Linked DNA regions of Homo sapiens: region 2 is linked to region 1. Evidence: chromatin loops called from intact Hi-C (ENCODE). Cell type or tissue: heart left ventricle. All regions are shown on one strand. Links, peaks and the distances in the headings refer to the core of each region. The heading gives the core; the rest is flanking DNA.

The links. Hi-C counts contacts between places; a loop is a spot of excess contacts. Peaks named below come from ENCODE experiments on the same cell type or tissue, not always from the same donor. Only the 100,000 strongest peaks of a DNase experiment are listed, where the experiment ranks them.
Region 2: a loop joins it to region 1, with 2.4 times the contacts of the local background. A loop is called at or near these places in 6 of 110 quality-filtered maps.

The regions. Positions count from the first base shown.
Region 1 is chr18:5,240,328-5,248,981 of GRCh38, forward strand. LINC00667 (long intergenic non-protein coding RNA 667) reads left to right here. Exons shown (of 3, transcript NR_015389.1): 2 at 1,372-1,485; 3 at 3,267-6,181. It also overlaps the pseudogene LOC100422274. Among named protein-coding and RNA genes, the nearest start is that of LINC00667, 6.6 kb to the left of the region's middle. In heart left ventricle, for the core only: no CTCF peak of the experiment used is centred there; no DNase peak of the experiment used is centred there.
Region 2 is chr18:5,192,507-5,201,160 of GRCh38, forward strand. It overlaps AKAIN1 (A-kinase anchor inhibitor 1), which reads right to left and starts at 4,751. Exons shown (of 2, transcript NM_001145194.2): 1 at 4,532-4,751. The coding sequence starts at 4,547. In heart left ventricle, for the core only: no CTCF peak of the experiment used is centred there; a DNase peak (open chromatin) is centred at 4,665; H3K27me3 peaks cover 6,465 bases.

The DNA of each region.
Region 1 (8,654 bases), core at 310-8,309:
TGCTGAATGCTCTCAAGGGAACGGATCCATACCTGTTTATCAGGCTCACCTGGAAGAGCCAAGTCATCCACTCAGGTCTTCCTCTGGACCTGCATAATTTCCTCATTTACTAGATTGGGTTTCTTTTATGTGTGGGCTTTTAATGCTTGGTATCTCTGGTCTTCCTAATATGTAATGCTTAGCATAATAATTTTAGCCATTATTCATTTTTGTAGTAGGCTTCACTAGCTTCCTGCTTCTCAAATCCCTTGAAAAGATGAGATTTTTTTTTCGTGGAGTTCACGTCTAGTAAGTTGGTCTTGATTTTTTTTTTCTTTCAGAACCTTCTGGATTTCAGCTTTGGCAAGCTTCCTCTGTTTCTGAGACACCTCCATCACCTGGGTTACAATCCCATCCATGATTTTCCCCATCTCCAGGCATTTTTCATGGAAAGCTCCTCATGCTTTTTAATTCCAGTTTATCCATTTGTGTGGCTTTAACCTCCACATCCAGGTCTTTCTGGCTAAACTGCAGTATATCCACAATGGGGCCAATGGACACATAAGGGAGGCCCTATCACAGGAACACGAACACCCGGAGTCGCTAGAAATCAGATTCCACCGGCTTTGCTTCAGGCCGACTTCCTAAGGAAGGCATGGTAGCATCACAGATGCTGTTTGTCTCAGTTTCCTGAGAAGCCAGTTTCTTAGAGCTGTCATTCAAGAGTGGGTCAAATTTGAGATATAAAAACCTTTCTCAAGGTAGACTCTTTGGCCCCTATGCCTAGTATGTCAGCTGGGCCTCTGAAGCTCTCCTCTTTGAGGTCCTGGCAGGCTCTGGCCCCTGTTGAGAAGGGGAAGCAGTCATGTGAACTCATGTGCTGGAAGAATCCACTCTACCCCTTCCCTGGCTTCTCTGCTGCAATTTTTGTCTTTAAACGTATTTTCAGGTGATTCCAGTTTGCATACATAATTGAGAAATATAAGATTTGGTCCCCAGTAGAGAGCCAGGTGAACTTAAGAAGGAGTCCATCTAAGAAAATTGCACAATTATCTAGTTTCACTTGGGTTTAGCTTTTATGGCTTACTTGATTTAGTAATCAAATGATTTTCAAATGATTTTGATCAGGTGACTCTTCGTAAACTAGAGAATGAACTTGAGAGCCGAATTAGCACAGTTTAAAAATAATCATTTAGTTTTTGTTCTCTATTGTGTAAATTATTGAGGTTTGACTGTCTTGGCTAAACTAAGGCTCATCTAATATCTTTATTTTTGATATCCTAATTTCTTGCCAATTAATTGAAGGTAACATACTAGCAGACCAGATAACTACTTATGCAAACCTCAGATAACCACTAATTTAAACAAAATTAAATCCTTTGCCTTCCCCAGATCCTTTGCACATGGCCTGCTATCAACAATCCTCTACAATGATTCTCAGCATCACCTAGGGAGCTTATGTAAAATCTCAAATTCCTGGGCCCTATCCCCAGAGTTTCTTATCAAGTAAGTCTGCATTGGGATCTGAGGATTTGCATCTCTAACAAAAATTCCTAGGCGATGCTCACACTGTTGGTGTAAGGGTGAGTACAAATTAGAAATAAAACTATTTAATTCTGCCTGGTGCAAAGGAGAGAGAGAGACTTTTACCCTCCACATCCTTTTCTTTGGTCATTTACTTTAGGAAACTTAATTGTAAGCTTTTTCTGTGCCTCTTTGAAATGCCTGTAAATCTTTCCAAAAACTAAATTAGGCTTTTGCCAATTTTACAACCTAAGAATGTGAATTCCTCAAGGACCTGGGAGCTATCTCACTGAAATTTAATCATTGAGAAAAATAGTACCCCTATCTTTCAGCTTCCTGGAAACATAAGAGCCTAACTTTATTAGGCACCTTGCTCCATTACAAAGCTATCTTCTGTCATAAAGATACAAGAAATTTATTTTTCCCTTGGACAAAAGCAACTAACTAGCAGAGGGTCACCAAAATTACCAGGTGAATTTAGGGTGAACTCTGTGTGACAAATGGTGCTGCCAAGTTCTCTTGAGTACTATAGAAAGTGCATGACATGAATTTTTTACTTCATGATGGTGCAAAACCATTGCTTTTCACTTTCAGTATAATATTCAAGAAATTACATATTGAATATAAGATATTCAATATCTTATTCTTTATTATAGGCTTTGTGTTATATAATTTTGCCCAACTAACTGTAGGCTAATGTAAGTGTTCTGAACATGTTGAAGGTAGGTTAGACTAAGCTCTAATGTTCAGTAGGGTAGGTGTATTAAGTGCATTTTCAACTTACGAAATTTAAGCTGATATCCAAAGAATGAGTAAGAATGAGGTAAAGGAGCAAGAAAACATTGCTTCAGGCAAAGGAATAGTATGTGCAAAAGCCCTGGGGTTTAAGAATATGATGTTTTTAGAGAACTGCAAATAATTCAGTATGGTTGGAGCAGAGGGATGTGGAATGATTATTGATTCTGTTGGAGAGTAGACAGAGGCCAGATTGCTATGCTTAGATACAATTTCAACCACCTACAAATCCATCTAATTACCTACATGACCATCATCATCTGGTCATGTTTCTCCATTTTATCATTATGTATACCTTAAAGACTTGCTCACATTACTTAAAATTGAGATAGGTTAGGCATCTATCCAATCTCCCATGCCAGTAATTCTACAGAAACAGATTAGGTTAGCTAGATAAGCATGTTTACAATTAAATTTATGCTGTATCCTTCTAATCACCACTTTCTCATCAAAATGCTCACAAATCATCTGCATCATTGTCCATTCTTTAAAAATGTATAAACCCATCTCTACTAAAAATACAAAATTAGCTGGGCATGATGGCGCACGCCTGTAATCCCAGCTGTTCAGGAGGCTGAAGCAGAAGAATTGCTTGAACCCCGGAGACGGAGGTTGCAGTCAGCCGAGATTGCACCATTGCTCTCTAGCCTGGGCAACAAGAGCAAAACTCCATCTCAAAAAAAAAAAAAAAAGTATAAATTTGTATCAAGCATGCTGGCTTGAGGGTTTAAGGAATTTCTTTTTTTTATTTCTGACATACTTCTGTGGAGTGTGTTTTGCTTTCATTTTTGTTGTATTGTTTGTAATTTACACTATTAACAGTTTCTATTAGTGCTGTGGAATTAATTCCTCTTGTGCTGAAGATAGAAATATATTATTTCTAGGAAGAAATTGTCCTTATCGTCTTCACTAATATTGGACTTAGAGAGTCCTCCTATAAGACATGTTCTGTTTTTCATTTTGAACAGTTTCCTTGATGGAGAACTATCAAAGCAGTCAAAGCTATCAAAATAAAAAAGAATTCTGATTGGGTGCAGTGGCTCACACCTGTCATTCCAGCACTTTGAGAGGCCAAGGTGGGCAGATCACATGAGGCCAGGAGTTCAAGACCAGCCTGGCCAACATGGCAGAAACCCCATCTCTACTAAAAATACCAAAATTAGCCGGGCATGGTGGAACACACCTGCAATCCCAGCTACTCGGGAGGCTGAGGCAAGAGAATCGCTTGAACCTGGGAGGCAGAAGTTGCAGTGAAACAAGTTGGTGCCAATGCATTCCAGCCTGGATGATGGAGCGAGACTCTGTCTCAAGAAAAAAAAAACAAAAACAAAAACAGAACTCTGCCTCATAGCGTCTTTTAAGTTATACACTGGACCTATCCTTTCCTCACTGACAGACATTTTAAAAATTTTTTGGTAAGGCCTAGTTCATATAAAATGTAATCCAAGCCAAAAGTTAACAAGAATAAGGGGAGGAAAGGGGACTCCAATAGCAGAGAAAGGTATTTACCTGGGATATACACTGCAAGAAAATCAAAGCTATAAGAAACGTCCATGAATAGTAGCCATAAGGCATCAGAGTGATAAAATTCCTGTCCCTAGGAGGGAATATTGGAGTTTGCCAGAGAAACAGAATGAGAGAGACAGAGAGGTTTATTGTAGGAATTGGCTCATATGATTACGGAGGCTGAGAAGACCCACGATCTGCCATCTGCAAGCTGGAGAATCAGGAAAGCTGGAGGTGTAATTCAGTCAAGTCCAATGGCCAGAGAAGCAAGTGTACTGATATCCAAGAGCAGGAGAAAATAGATGTCCCAGAACAAGCAGAGAGGCTGATTTTGTCCTTCCTCTGCCTTTTTGTTTCATATGGGGCACTGAATGGACTGATGCCCATCCACATTAGTGAGGGTGGATCTTCTTTACTCAGTCTACCAGTAGAAATGTCAATGACTTCCAGAAACACCCTCACCAACACACGTGGAAATAATGTTTTACCAGGTATCTGGGCATCCCTTGGTTCACTCAAGTTGACACAAAATTAACCATCACAGAAGGAGACTGGCCTTACTCTGAAATTAGGAAACTAAAGAAGTGACCAGAATGGAGACTAGGTAGAGACAACTAGTTCTCTACCAAACATGTACAGTTATTCGTTGGTATCTGAAGGGGATTGGTTCCAGGAACTCTCAGGGATACCAAAATCTGCAGGTGCTCAAGTCATTTATATAAAATATTACAGTATTTGCATATAACCTTTGCACATCTTCCATATACTTTAAATCATCTCTACATTACTTATAATAATGAATGTGTAAATGCTATGAAAATAGTTACTACACTATTGTTTATTTGTATTTTTATTGAATTGTTTTGGGGTGGGGGGCAGCTGTATCTTTCTTAGTAATAGAACCCCTGGTTTTAGCTGGGCACATGACTGCCCTCAATAAAGATTAAAGTACCCCAGCCTTCCTTGAGATTGTGGCCATGTGACTGAACTTTAGACAGTGAGATATAAGCAGATATCTTCTGTGGCAGTGTTAGGAAACTATTAAAGACAGTAAGAACATTGCCCTTTGCCTTCTTTTTCCTTTCTTCATTTTTCTGCCTGGAATGCAAATGTGATGGCTAACACCCTAGCAGCCATTTTAGATTATGAAGATGAGAGTCACTCCCCAGGAAGGGTGGACCTGAAAGCTGGATTCTAGATGTGGAATGACAATACCAGCCCTGGACTACCTACCTGTAGGCTGTGTGTGTGTGTGTGTGATTGACAGAGAGAGAGAGAGATAGATACCACAAGTAACACAAAGCATCATACCTGGGACTGGGAAGGTTAATGTTTAAACATTTTAAATGTGGCATTGGTTTGTTGAAGACAGTCAAGCAGTAGGTGCTGCAGGCTTTGTTGAGGCTAGAAAGCTGTTGGTCTTTATTAGGTGATGGCAAAACAATGGATCACATTTTCATGTGCTGTGTCTTGGGAGGCAAATGATGAGAATGTAGGATTGGGGAAAATGGTAAGGAAAATCCAAAATGTTCATGTTTTCTAACCCCTTCTTGCCAATCTTAAAAGAAGGACAAACAGGCTAGATTAAGCAAGTCTACAGTTACAATTGGAAGGAAACACAGCCGTACTAAGGAAGTACTCTGTCTGTGGCCTGCAGTCTAGTTTGACTAGGTCCTGTATTTGAGCTTTGAAAGAGTAAAGAATACAAGTGCTCGTATACCCCTGAAGTAGTTACCAGCAGTGACTGCAAGGAGGTAATCTTATGGGATGAAACTATAACTCTGTATTAACCATCATATATAGCATATATGTGTATATGTATGTGTGTGTGTGTATATGTGTATATAAATATATGTGTGTGTATATACACACATGTACACACCCTACAACCCAGTGATTTCAAAAAATTAAACATTTGTTTAGCTCATGAATCTGTGGGTTGGGTGAACATTTCTATTGGTCTTGGCTGGGCTCACCTGTACCCAGTCAGCTGCAGGGTCTAGCTCTTCTTATCTTGGCTGGGATCTCACACATGTCTAGGATCAGCTGCTTTACTAGTCTAGGATTGTCTTGGCTGAGACAGGTGGACTACTCAGTTCTCCTCCACTGCCTTATCCTTCAGCTGGCCAGCCCAGAAATGTTGCCATGTTTACAGCATAAGAGCAAGCAAGAAAGAATAATATGCAACCACTTTTCCAAGCCTAAGGTGAAAGGGCGGGCAGAACCTGTGGTGTTAGGAGGCAACTCATACCAGCCCATGGGTCTACCGTTTAATTTTCAGAAATTTGGCAAGCTGATTGTTAACACAGCTGTTGTTTAATTTATGTACTTGTAATTAAATAATTTACATTAAAACAAAGATAATAGGTACTCAAAACTCATGACTTTCTAGTTATTTTATTATATTTTACTATTGTCTGTCCTCTTAAGGTGTTTGTTTCTAGTGTATCTGGTGGAAACACTACTTCATGTTTCAGTTGTGTCAAACCAGTAGCTTGAAATCAGCCACTGTTGGAGTGTTTATACCACAGAAATTGATAGAAGCTACAAATGAAGTGTTGCTTGTTGATTTGTTTTGTTAATTGTCTGGCTTAAGAAAGTGGTAGAGAAAACATTAATGCAGATTAAATTTAAAAGCGTGTTGTGTCTGCGGCCGTTACATTGCAAATACAAAAAATAATTGAGGAAATGTTCTTTGAAAACTATTATCTAATTCTGCAAAGTTGTCACCTCATTTACAAACAACTGCAGTTTCAGCTACCTCTTTATTGTTTTACTTTCCTCTTACTGACAATGAGAATATCAATTAACATTCATGTCAGAACTACACTTGCTCATGAACTACAACTGTAGATTGGCTATGGATAAGAAAATTTAGTGAAAGTCAAATAAAGCATTCAGTAAGAGTTGGCTATATAGAACTTACAGAAAAGATTATTGCATATTTTCTTATTTGTCAATGTGTGCTACACATATTTTCAGTAAAATTTATAACATAATGTATAAAGTATTTTTTAAGAAACATTTAACCAGTATGCTACTGGGCAGAAGGTTCCCCCAAGAGTAGGAGGACGCTGCAATATGCTAGGGCAAAGAGTATAGTTAGAGAGAGGGGCAAAAATTTGGGTCATTAATCCAATTAAAGTACCCTAGGCCCCTAGTCTTTCTCAAATACTTTCCATTAAGCAACTGTCAGTCAGTAGAACCTAGTGCATTGACAAAGATCAGATTGTGATTTTTGCCTATTATTTTTAAATGTCTCAAGATAGCCAACACTTCTTGGGGGGATAGGGTGTTTGAGCTTGGTATAGGGAAGAATAGGCAGAGCCTAGATGCCAGTACTGTTGGGGTGATCAGACCCAACACCGAGTCATAGGGGTGACGAAGTCCGGCGTAGTCAAAGGAATGAGAAAAGACAGTTTGAGAGAGAAAGTGAGTCCCGGGAGCCAACACTAAGTATGGAGGCTGCGAAGGCCCTGAACTCTGGAAGCCCAGACTATTTATTGGTGGTGCTCAAACAAAGAAACAGGTGGTGAGAATGTGGGGTTGAAAGGGAGCGTTGCATTAAGCACATTATGATTTACATTACGTTATGATTTGCATCGCATTATGATTTATAGCTGCAATGGTTTAGCATATGCTCTACTACTTGGGATAGTGGAGAGCAGGTTCTTTTAACTCAAGATACAGTCAATCCTGGGAGAGCAAGGAGCAAGGAGCCAGCGAGTCTAGACACATTCCAGAAGCCACGAGCCCTGGATTCTATCCAAGCCACGAGAGGTTTTATGCCCTGGGCTTAGATTATGGTGTGTCAGGGCAGCCTTCCACCCTTTAGCACAGAGCTTGGTGTTCCAGAGGCCACAAGGGGTTTTAGACCCTGGACCCCAGACATGTTCCGAGACTCTTTTACATTATGTCAGACATGCAAGTCCTGCCTCCGCGTCTCTCCCAACACTCAGCTTTTCTCCCAAGAAGTACATCACACTAAAATGTCTCAGGCTTAGAAATCGTCTAGACATTACGATCTCTGGCTACTAACATACGTGGAACTAACTGAAAGCAAATATACCAGAAGATTACTAAATTTTAAGGAAATTGTTCTTCAAAAGAAATTTCAATCCTGGCCTGTGACCATCAAGCTCCTAAAACAGTTTCTGGGTCCCCATATTCACCCTAGCAGGAAGAGAGCTTCTGCAATGGCAACCACCACAGAGGGGCTTCTGCCCCATGGCCCCTTCTCATGCAGCCATGTAATATAATGCACGTCCTAGAAAGCAGAGATAAGAACCACAAAATACAATGGGCAAGAGCTTAACTGAGGACTACCAAATAGCTAAGCAAAGAATACCCTCCTTTACTAGGGGAGGGAGCTTGTACTTTCTGCTCAGAGGTATCTGATCATTGATATGGACCAGTGACCACTACCAGTTTCTCCTCCCCTTTCTCAAATAGTTTTTACGGTGGTGTCCTGTTTCCATATCCATATATGTTTTTCAATGTATCTGCTGGCAGACCACAAGAAGGTACACATGACCCCAAGGAAGGGACTGCATATGATTAAGAGATCCTGAACATGGAGCAGGAATTCAGGAAGATCTTGAAGTTTTCTGCCTTGGAGAAAGAGTAAATGTCTACTCTGCAAATGTGTTCCTGGCTTTTCTTGGATCATCAGCTCTGAGGAAAGCCAACTTCCATATAGTGAGCACACACAGCACCCTACATAGGAAAACAGTGCTCATAGATGTCCGGGTAGCCAAAAATATATACGTAGCCATGGCCAATATTTATTCTCCCCATCTTCCTTAGCAAGAAACTCCCTGATTTTTAGCTGGGCATATAATCACTTTTCA
Region 2 (8,654 bases), core at 442-8,441, 48 kb before region 1:
TCTCCTGCCTTGGCATCCCAAAGTATTGGGGTTACAGAAGGTGCTGTCTATGAGAAAGTGGGCCCTCTCCACACATCGAATCTGCCAACATCTTGGACTTGGAATTCCAGCCTCCAGAACTGTGAGAAATAAATTTCTATGATTTGTAAGCCATTCTATCTACGGTATGGGGTTGAAGCACTCCCAGTGGTCTAAAACTTGGTATGGTTTCATTTATACAACAGTCTGAAAAGGCAAATCCATGGGGATAGGAAAGAGATCAGTGGTCACCAGAGATTGGTGGGGTGAGGGGGAAGGGGGAACGGTTTGACTACAAAGGGGTAGCACAAGAGAAAAACTAAGTGCAATGAAACTGTTTTGTGGTCATTACATGAATCTATACATATGTTGAAACTCATATAACTCTATGCCAAAAAAGCCAATTTTTCTGTATGTTAATTTTTAAAATAATACATAAATAGAAGTTGAAAGACTATGCTAACAGAAAAGAATTTTTTTGTGTTGGCACATTGTAAACCTCACAGTTATGACAGTCAGATATATAATTTGTTTATTTATCAATGTGTCAGGAATTTGTTAAGAGGTTTATATAAATGAATAAAAGTTATAAATACCTTGCAATAAATACTTTCTTATATGTATTTGGAAATTCTTTCTAGAAATATTGGTGCGAAATATTTTTCAGATGAAGCTTAGATGTCAAGAGACTGGCTGTCTTTTTGCTTACAATTACACCATTTTTATTCCTCCATGAAATCCTTGTTATCATACCTTGCCTAATTTTTATGCAAGAAAAGAAATATTTTTATGTTGGCAATTCACCTGACTTGAAGGCAATCCAAGCAAATCAAGTATATATTAGGCCTATCCACAAGAAAGATAGACTAATCCCTGAATTATATATTAATCATGAAAGAAAGTGGGGAATGGCCCAGGGATAAGGTAACTTCTGCCCTCACTTTCCACCTCACACTCTGTTTCTTCTTAGCTCTTCCTCAAGGAAGAAGGAATTTAGGAAAAGAAACCTGATTGTTCAGAGTCTGGAATTCTTTGGGTGAAACCATGGTACTGAAAAGGCATTTGAATTTGTGAACATTCCCTCTTTCTCTTCCTGGAATTAGGCCAAGAAATATCCTGACATTCTCTTGTGTACTTTGTCACCTTTAATACCAATGGTCAGTGGTCTTTCTTCCTTGTTCCTCATTGACTTTGCCTACAAATTAGTAATAATTCCTTGATATTTCCCCACAAAACCAAGAGCACTGTATTAGAAGTACAGAACTCCTCCCAGAAATGTTTTTCCTCCTGAATGTAAGATATTGCTATAGCCACAGCCTAAATAACCTGGATCAGTTTAGTATTATGGGACAAATATATTTCTCCATATTGGTTGTGTCACCCCCTTTCCTTTGGCCCTGGTAGTATGCTTCTTAGCTTTCTCATATTGCTTTTGAAATTTTCTACGTTCAGTTTATGGGGGTGGGAGGAGGAGGAATAAAGCAATTTAGGAAAAGGAAGCAAGAGGCCTCATTTTAGTCTTTAGCCTAAGTCATGTAGCCTAGCTTAGTTTAACTTCTATTTAGGTATATATGGTACTTACACAGAAATTAATATATATGTATACTTTATACCTCATTTAACTGTTAATAATTTCGTATAGTTCCTTTAGACAGAAGCATAAATAAATGATGGGCTTCAAGTAATTAACTCCTTAAAAAATTAGTAGTCATGCCCCTTACCTTCAAGGGGTTTGAAAACTGGCATGCACAAAATTAAAACCCTCCTAAATTATAGTCTATTAATAATAAGAGAAAGAGGAAAAAATAGAATTGAACTGTCTGCCTCATGCAAACTGAAAAACAACCCAAATACCCTGTCCAATTTAAGCTGTATTCTTTACAATCTATAGACTAACTGAAACAAAAAAATGTAAGAATATGTTATGGCATATAAGACTAAATCCTAAATAGGGTTAATAAAGTCTCATTCTAATTCCCCCTCATTCCATTGTACTTCTGGACTAGAACTTGTTCTACAAATATCTGTCACTCTTCACCTTTGCCTTTAAGGTAAAGAGCCAGGAGAATCATTCAAAGGGAGACCAGTTAGCTGAGGCAAGTTCAGAACTGTACCTCAGGGTTCTTGCCCTCCTGTGCTAAAATCCAAAAAAGCTACAATGTGTTTTGAAGGGCACAGTACCCACTGACCCAATTTTATGAATAGCTCCTTGTTAATTTATTGTTATATTCATCTTGGCTTATATAACACCCTTTTAATAATTTTGGAGTGATCTTAGCACATGACCCTGTTTCTTCCCTTTCTGAGTGTTAGGTTAGCTTGAAAGAAAGGGGTGGGAGTGTATTTCCTTTAACTAGTACAAAACATCTGGATTCCCAGATTATTATAGAGATTTAGAAAAGCAATAGGCAAGAAATGAGGTTGCAGTGCTGAAAATCTGGCGGAGTTCAAAAGCAATTCATTGTTCTGCTTTTCTTTCAGAATAATACACATCACTATACGAATTAGAAAACAAATGATCCATAGATGAGAAGGTAAGTTGACACAGTATTTTTAGCATCCTGTTCTTATTGTCCCAAATGCTTATGATTTTTCAAGAGAACCCCAAAATTGAAGAAGTGATGAAAAAAAAAGTTTCCCCAGACGTTTCTGTATCTATCCTATCCAGGTCAATTCACGCCATCTCTGACAGTTATGAATAACTTCTACTTTCCACACAGAACAAAACACTAATACAAAACTTGAAAGTAAAATGGAAAAGTAAAGTCCTGTCCAAATTGTGGGCTCTTTAAACCAAGCCAGTCTACTCCAGAAATTCCCCACTGTTCATTACAGTGGCCATCACTCACGATCTTGCTTTTAGAAAATGCCTAGTTAACATCACGCAACAACCCTAACTCTTGTACAACACCATATCCCTCCCCTCCTTGGAATGGAAAGGATATGCTGAGTCTCTGGCTACATCTGACCTTGGACCAAAAATCATCTACCCCTGGAGCCAGTGAGATATTTTGTCAGGAAGAAAGGTTGTGGGAGAAAAAGACAGAATTCGAGGTCAGAAAACTCCATTAGAGACTAGCAAGATTATCTGGAACCAGCCTCCCTGGGGATGGTAGAGTAGGAATGATATTCCTTAACTCTCAGGGTAATTAGGAGATCAAATGAGATAGCAGCATGAAACTGCTTTGTAAAGTGTTAAGTGCTGTATAAATGCAGCAAAGAGCTGTTTTCCAACTTCCTTGCTCCAGTGTTGATTGAATGTCCTTTGCTATATGGAACAATTTCCTCCCTTGAGTTATTTAGGATGGGCATGGGAAGAGCTCCTGGGCATTCCTTTAAGGCGTTCCTCTAAGAACCACTGCCTGTGGTAAAGCCAGAGCCTACAGAAACTCATCCCTCCCTCCCCAGCTAGCATTCTGAGGGGGAGGGGGAGGGGACTGACTTGCTCTTCTCAAGTTTTGCTAATTGAATTTTTTGAAGAAAAGACTCAATTCTTCCCTTTAAAAAAAAATGCATTACGCCTTTTCTCCCCAGCCATCTGAAGCCCATGACCACAGCAAATACATGCCAATCTTTCAAGTTAAAGACCCCAGGAACAAAGCTAGAGAGTTCTAGGCCCCTCCAGCCTTCCCCACTCCCTGTTTTCCACAGCAGTCTTTAACGAAATCAGACCCTAAAATGCGTGAGAGAGAAATACTTTGGATCTACCCCTAGAGACAGCGTCGGACGTTCACAACGACCACGCTTTTCCCCGCTTCCTCGATTAGCCTGGCCTCCCTTGCTCCAGTGGGGCGGACTCAAATGCGCACGCACGCACACGCCGCCAAGCCGGTCAACCGCAGACAAATCTGACTCTTCGCCAACTAGTAGCCACGGAGAGCAGCAAAGGGACCAAGGTCCTTCACCGCCTGCTCCAAAAAGACACGGCAACCTCCAGCGGCGCCGCAGTAGCTGCCTCTGTGCTGCAGCCTCCGGTCGGAGTTTCAGGTCTAATTCCTTAAGAAGTATCGCTCCTCTGCCCTTCGTCCTACTCCCCTTGGCTTCGCCCACTTCGCCTCCTTCTCCTCGGGAGGCCAGGAGGACCCGGGTCACTTTGCCAATTCTGCGGAGGGGGAAGTAGCAGTGAGGGAGATTCCCACGCAAGTAGCCCGAAGCCCACTACTCTTTGCCCCACCTCTCCACTCTCTTGCCCGTGTAGGTGCCGGTGCTGCTGGCGAAAGTCCCAGTTCTTAAGGCTCCTGAGCTCGGAAGGGGTGTGGAGGAGCCAGATGGGAAGAGAAGCAGCGGGACGAGGGCGAGGAAGGGCTGGAGATTGTTAGAGGACAGATGGGGCGGGACTGGGGAGAGGGGCGAAGGCGACGCGCCGAGGCACTCCTCCGCCCCATGAGCACAGACAGTAACTCCGAAACGCGCAGATGGGCCGTAAGGTAAAGAGGCCTTTTTTCCCTCTCCTCTCCGTCCTCTACCCTGCTCCCCTCCTAGACACTTGGTGAAAAAGCAAGGTGCGGTGTACCTGGAGCGAACACCATGATTTCTTCCAGCCGCTACGCCCCCAGATTAAGAGAGAAAGACAGGCAGACGGAGGATGGGAAGAAGGCCGGACTTGGCGGGGTCCGGTGCAGGAGGGCGCGCTGGGCGGGCGGCGGGCGGGGCGGTCAGCACCCCGGACAGCTCCCGCCGCTAGATCCTGGGGCCGCAGCTCCAGCCGCCGCCGCGCGCTCTGCCTCCACAATGCGGCCACAGCGGCGGCGGGAGGAGGAGGGTGAATCCCCGCTCAGTCCATCCCTCATTCCTGTGCCAGCTCGGCGACGTACACTGCTGCTTAGGGAGCAAAGCACTTCCACCGCTTTCACGCGACGAAGGTCGGAAGAGCAAGAGAGAGAAAGGTAAACTTCCCGGCAGGGGACAGTGAATTGCTTTTAATTACCTGCTGTGGCTCGTCGCCGTGGATATTGGACTGACATTTAAGATAGATTTGTCAAAAAAAAAAAACTCTAAGAGCTTTCTTTACTCTCGAGGATGACTCTGAGTTCTCCGAGTTGGGCTGGCTCGAATAGAGGGGCGGGTCTGTCAAGTTAATAGGTCCTGGAGGTCCGTGAGTCCTCTCTCGCGAGTCCCAGTCCTCTGCTAACGTCAGGAAGAGAGCAAGAGGAAGGACACAGTGACTATGGAGCGCTCGAGGAGGGCGCTACTATCAGGTTCCGCTCCCAGGTGGCAAATCCGGCTCTGAAAGCTCCTAAGCTTGAAGGTCCTCAAGGTCATCACTTTAGAAAAAGCAAGGCCGGCCAGGGCACAGGAAAGATAACGCATACACCCTTCACAAGGAAGAGCCAACAGAGCCCCCTGCAAGTGTGAGAACAGCCCTGAGATCAATCAAGAAACATCAGTTCTTCCCCTATCCTCACCCAGCTGAAAACTGTCTGCATGCCCCGCTCATACACCCAGTTCTACCTTAAAGGTACTGGGACTGCCTTATGCTCACTTCATCCTCCTAATCATTGCTCACTTTAGGTATCTATTCCCTAATAATGTCTGTGCAGTGTGAACAGCCCACACTAGATGTCACCCAGCTTGAAACAGGTCCATGTGGGTTACAAACCCAAAGCTAAAGCCACCCAGAATCCTCCAGCCTCTCCCCTATTTTTCCAGCTAAATAAGGTTTTCCAAGAACAAAGGTAATCAAGGTCATCTCCAGTGTTTTATGGGGTTTCTTCACTTGCAACTATCCCTGGAAAATGTAACTATTCTGAAAATTAAGTATTTCCTGATAATTGGTTGATGGCAATAAGTTCTACAGTCTTTTGGCAAATATAAAGCATCCAAATAGACTGATTGGCACTGTTTTTTTTTTAAAGCCATCCGATAGACTGAAAATGCAAATAGTTTTACAGCTTTTGAACTACAGTTTGCATGAAGGCATATGGGCAGCCTCAACATAATACAATCAGTACTGCTGTTAGCACCTGGCTCAACACAGGCTTGAACATATGGGGCCTACCCCAGCAGCAGCAAGATGAAAGTCAGCTGATGGGCAGGATAAAGCGTGTGCATGACAGGATAGAGTTCTCCCATTTTGCCAAGTTTCTCCAATGATGCTTCACTCTGTCTTCTTTTCTTCATCCCACGGGAAGTGTAAAACAGTATTTAAAATAATTTTGGAATGAAAGGTGTTTTTCTTGTAACACACTCAAAAGGGCTGTCTTTTACAGCCCTTATGTTTAAATGGGCTTTCATCTCCCAATACATAAACAGTTACCCATGATTAAGTTCAAGGAAAAGCAATATAGTATAGGAAAAACAACAACAAAAGACTTGAGAATCAGACTGAGACCCAGGTACCACATCCTCATCATTTACTAGATGCATGACCTTAAATAAGTTACTTAACCTGTCCTGTCTCATCTGCAATATAAGGATTAAGGTATCTTGAAGGTTTGTTGTAAGGATTAGCTGTGAGATGGATTAACAGATTAATTAAGAGAGAGCACAGCCTCAATTAAACTCATTCCAGGAAATCACTGGCACCCTGGGAGTAGAGTACACCCTATGGGAAAGCAAACAAAATATGTTAGACCAGTGCTTCTCAAACATTAATGTGCGTAAGAATCCTATGGAGATCTTGTTTTAAAAAAAAGGTTATGATTCAGCAGTGATATGGTTTGGCTGTGTCCCCATGAAATCTCAACTTGAATTGTATCTCCCAGAATTCCCACATGTTGTGGGAGGAACCCAGTACGAATCAATTGAATCATGGGGGCCGGTCTTTCCCATGCTAATCTCGTGATAGTAAATAAGTCTCACGAGATATGATGGTTTATCAGTATCAGAGGTTTCCGCTTTTGCTTCTCTCTCATTTTCCCTTGCCACTGCCATGTAAGACGAGCCTTTTGCCTCTAGCCATGATTCTGAGGCCTCCCCAGCCACATGGAACTGTCAGTCCAATTAAACCTTATTTTGTTCCCAGTTTCGGGTATGTCTTTATCAGCAGCATGAAAACAAACTAATACAAGCAGTTAGGTCCCGAGATTCTGAATTTCCAACAAGTTCCGTGGTAATGTCCATGCTGCTGGTCTATGGAGTAAACTTGGTTAGCAAGGTATTAGAGGCATCAGCTTTTAAACAGAAGGAAATTACTTGTATCTTTCCCAACCTCAGAGCTTATCTTTTTGAGTTTTAAACAAAGAAGGAACCCAGATGGATTCCCATAGACTACCAAGATAAACAGTAGCCAAGATGGTAGTAGAAAGAAAGAATGCCTGAAAATGGTCTGGGGCTCCTTGGGCTATTTGATTAGCAATAGGAGGTAGTAAGAATCCAGCTCAACAGGTCAAGAACAGAGAAAAAAAAAACAACTCTTCTCACCTCCATCCTCAGCTGTTTTCTGCCCTTCATCCTCCAATCACCTCTTCATTTTTTTCTACCCAACATCACTAGCCAGAGGACAATATATTCCCAATCCAATTTTCGTGTGCATATATTTTAGTCAGAACCATTGTTTTATTTCCAATAAAACCGAGGTACTTCAGTGATTTTTCTATTTTACAGTTTCATTTATTTCACCAGTAAATGTTACAGTCAACAATACTATCTCCAATGTTTACTACTACTTGGGTTATTATTCTGTTAGCTTTATTGAAACACCCCAATAATGCTACTAGATTTTTTTTTTTTTTTTTTTTTTGAGACAAGGTCTCATTCTGTTGCCCAGGCTAGAGTGCAGCAGTGCCATCTCGGCTCACTGCAACCTCCGCCTCCTAGGCTCAAGAGATCCTCCCACCTCAGCCTCCCAAGTAGCTGAGACTACAAGTGCACACCACCATGCCCAGCTAATTTTTGCATTTTTTAGAGACAGGCTTTTGCCATGTTTCCCAGGATGGTCTTGAACTTCTGAGCTCAAGCCATCCACCTGCCTCAGCTTCCCAAAGTGCTGGGATTACAAGTGTGAGCCACTGCCAAGGCCTTAGATTTTTTCTTATGTCTTTACATCTTAATATAAATGATCAATTTAACAATAGAATGCCTGATAGGAAAATGAAAGCCTCCTCTTATTCTACTAGGATAAGAACAAGATTCTCTTTGATAGACCATTTATCCAGTCTTACCCCACAATGAGGTTCTCAATAATATTTTGCTCTCTGTTTTAACACCTCCACTCAGAATGACTCACTTTCTACTCAAACAGTCCACTGCATTTGAAGACAGCCATTTGTCAGAGAGTCAGCTACCACCACCATGTACCCCATTCTGACTTTTAGCACTGTCATATCTGGTCAATTATGGGAATAGTGATAGGAAGCAAGATAGTAAACAAATTTGGGGCATCCACCAGATGCTTAACAGGGTGCTGAATGAATGAGAAGGCACAGGAGGAAAAAGTTTCCTGTGGAACCAGTGATTTTACTTGGAAATTTGGGAAAATTTTTAATTAAAAAGTGAGCATGGGTACATTATAAAATAGAATAAAAATGTATGTGATATATAAACATTAAATTGGAGACCCTAAAGAAATCACCATAGGGAGATTAGAGCTATAACTCTCAGATTTCTCCAAGTCTGTATCCATTCACTCTAACATTCATTTATTATACTCTCTCTTTAGAGCTTAAGCAAATAAAAAATGTTGAAAACACATCCTG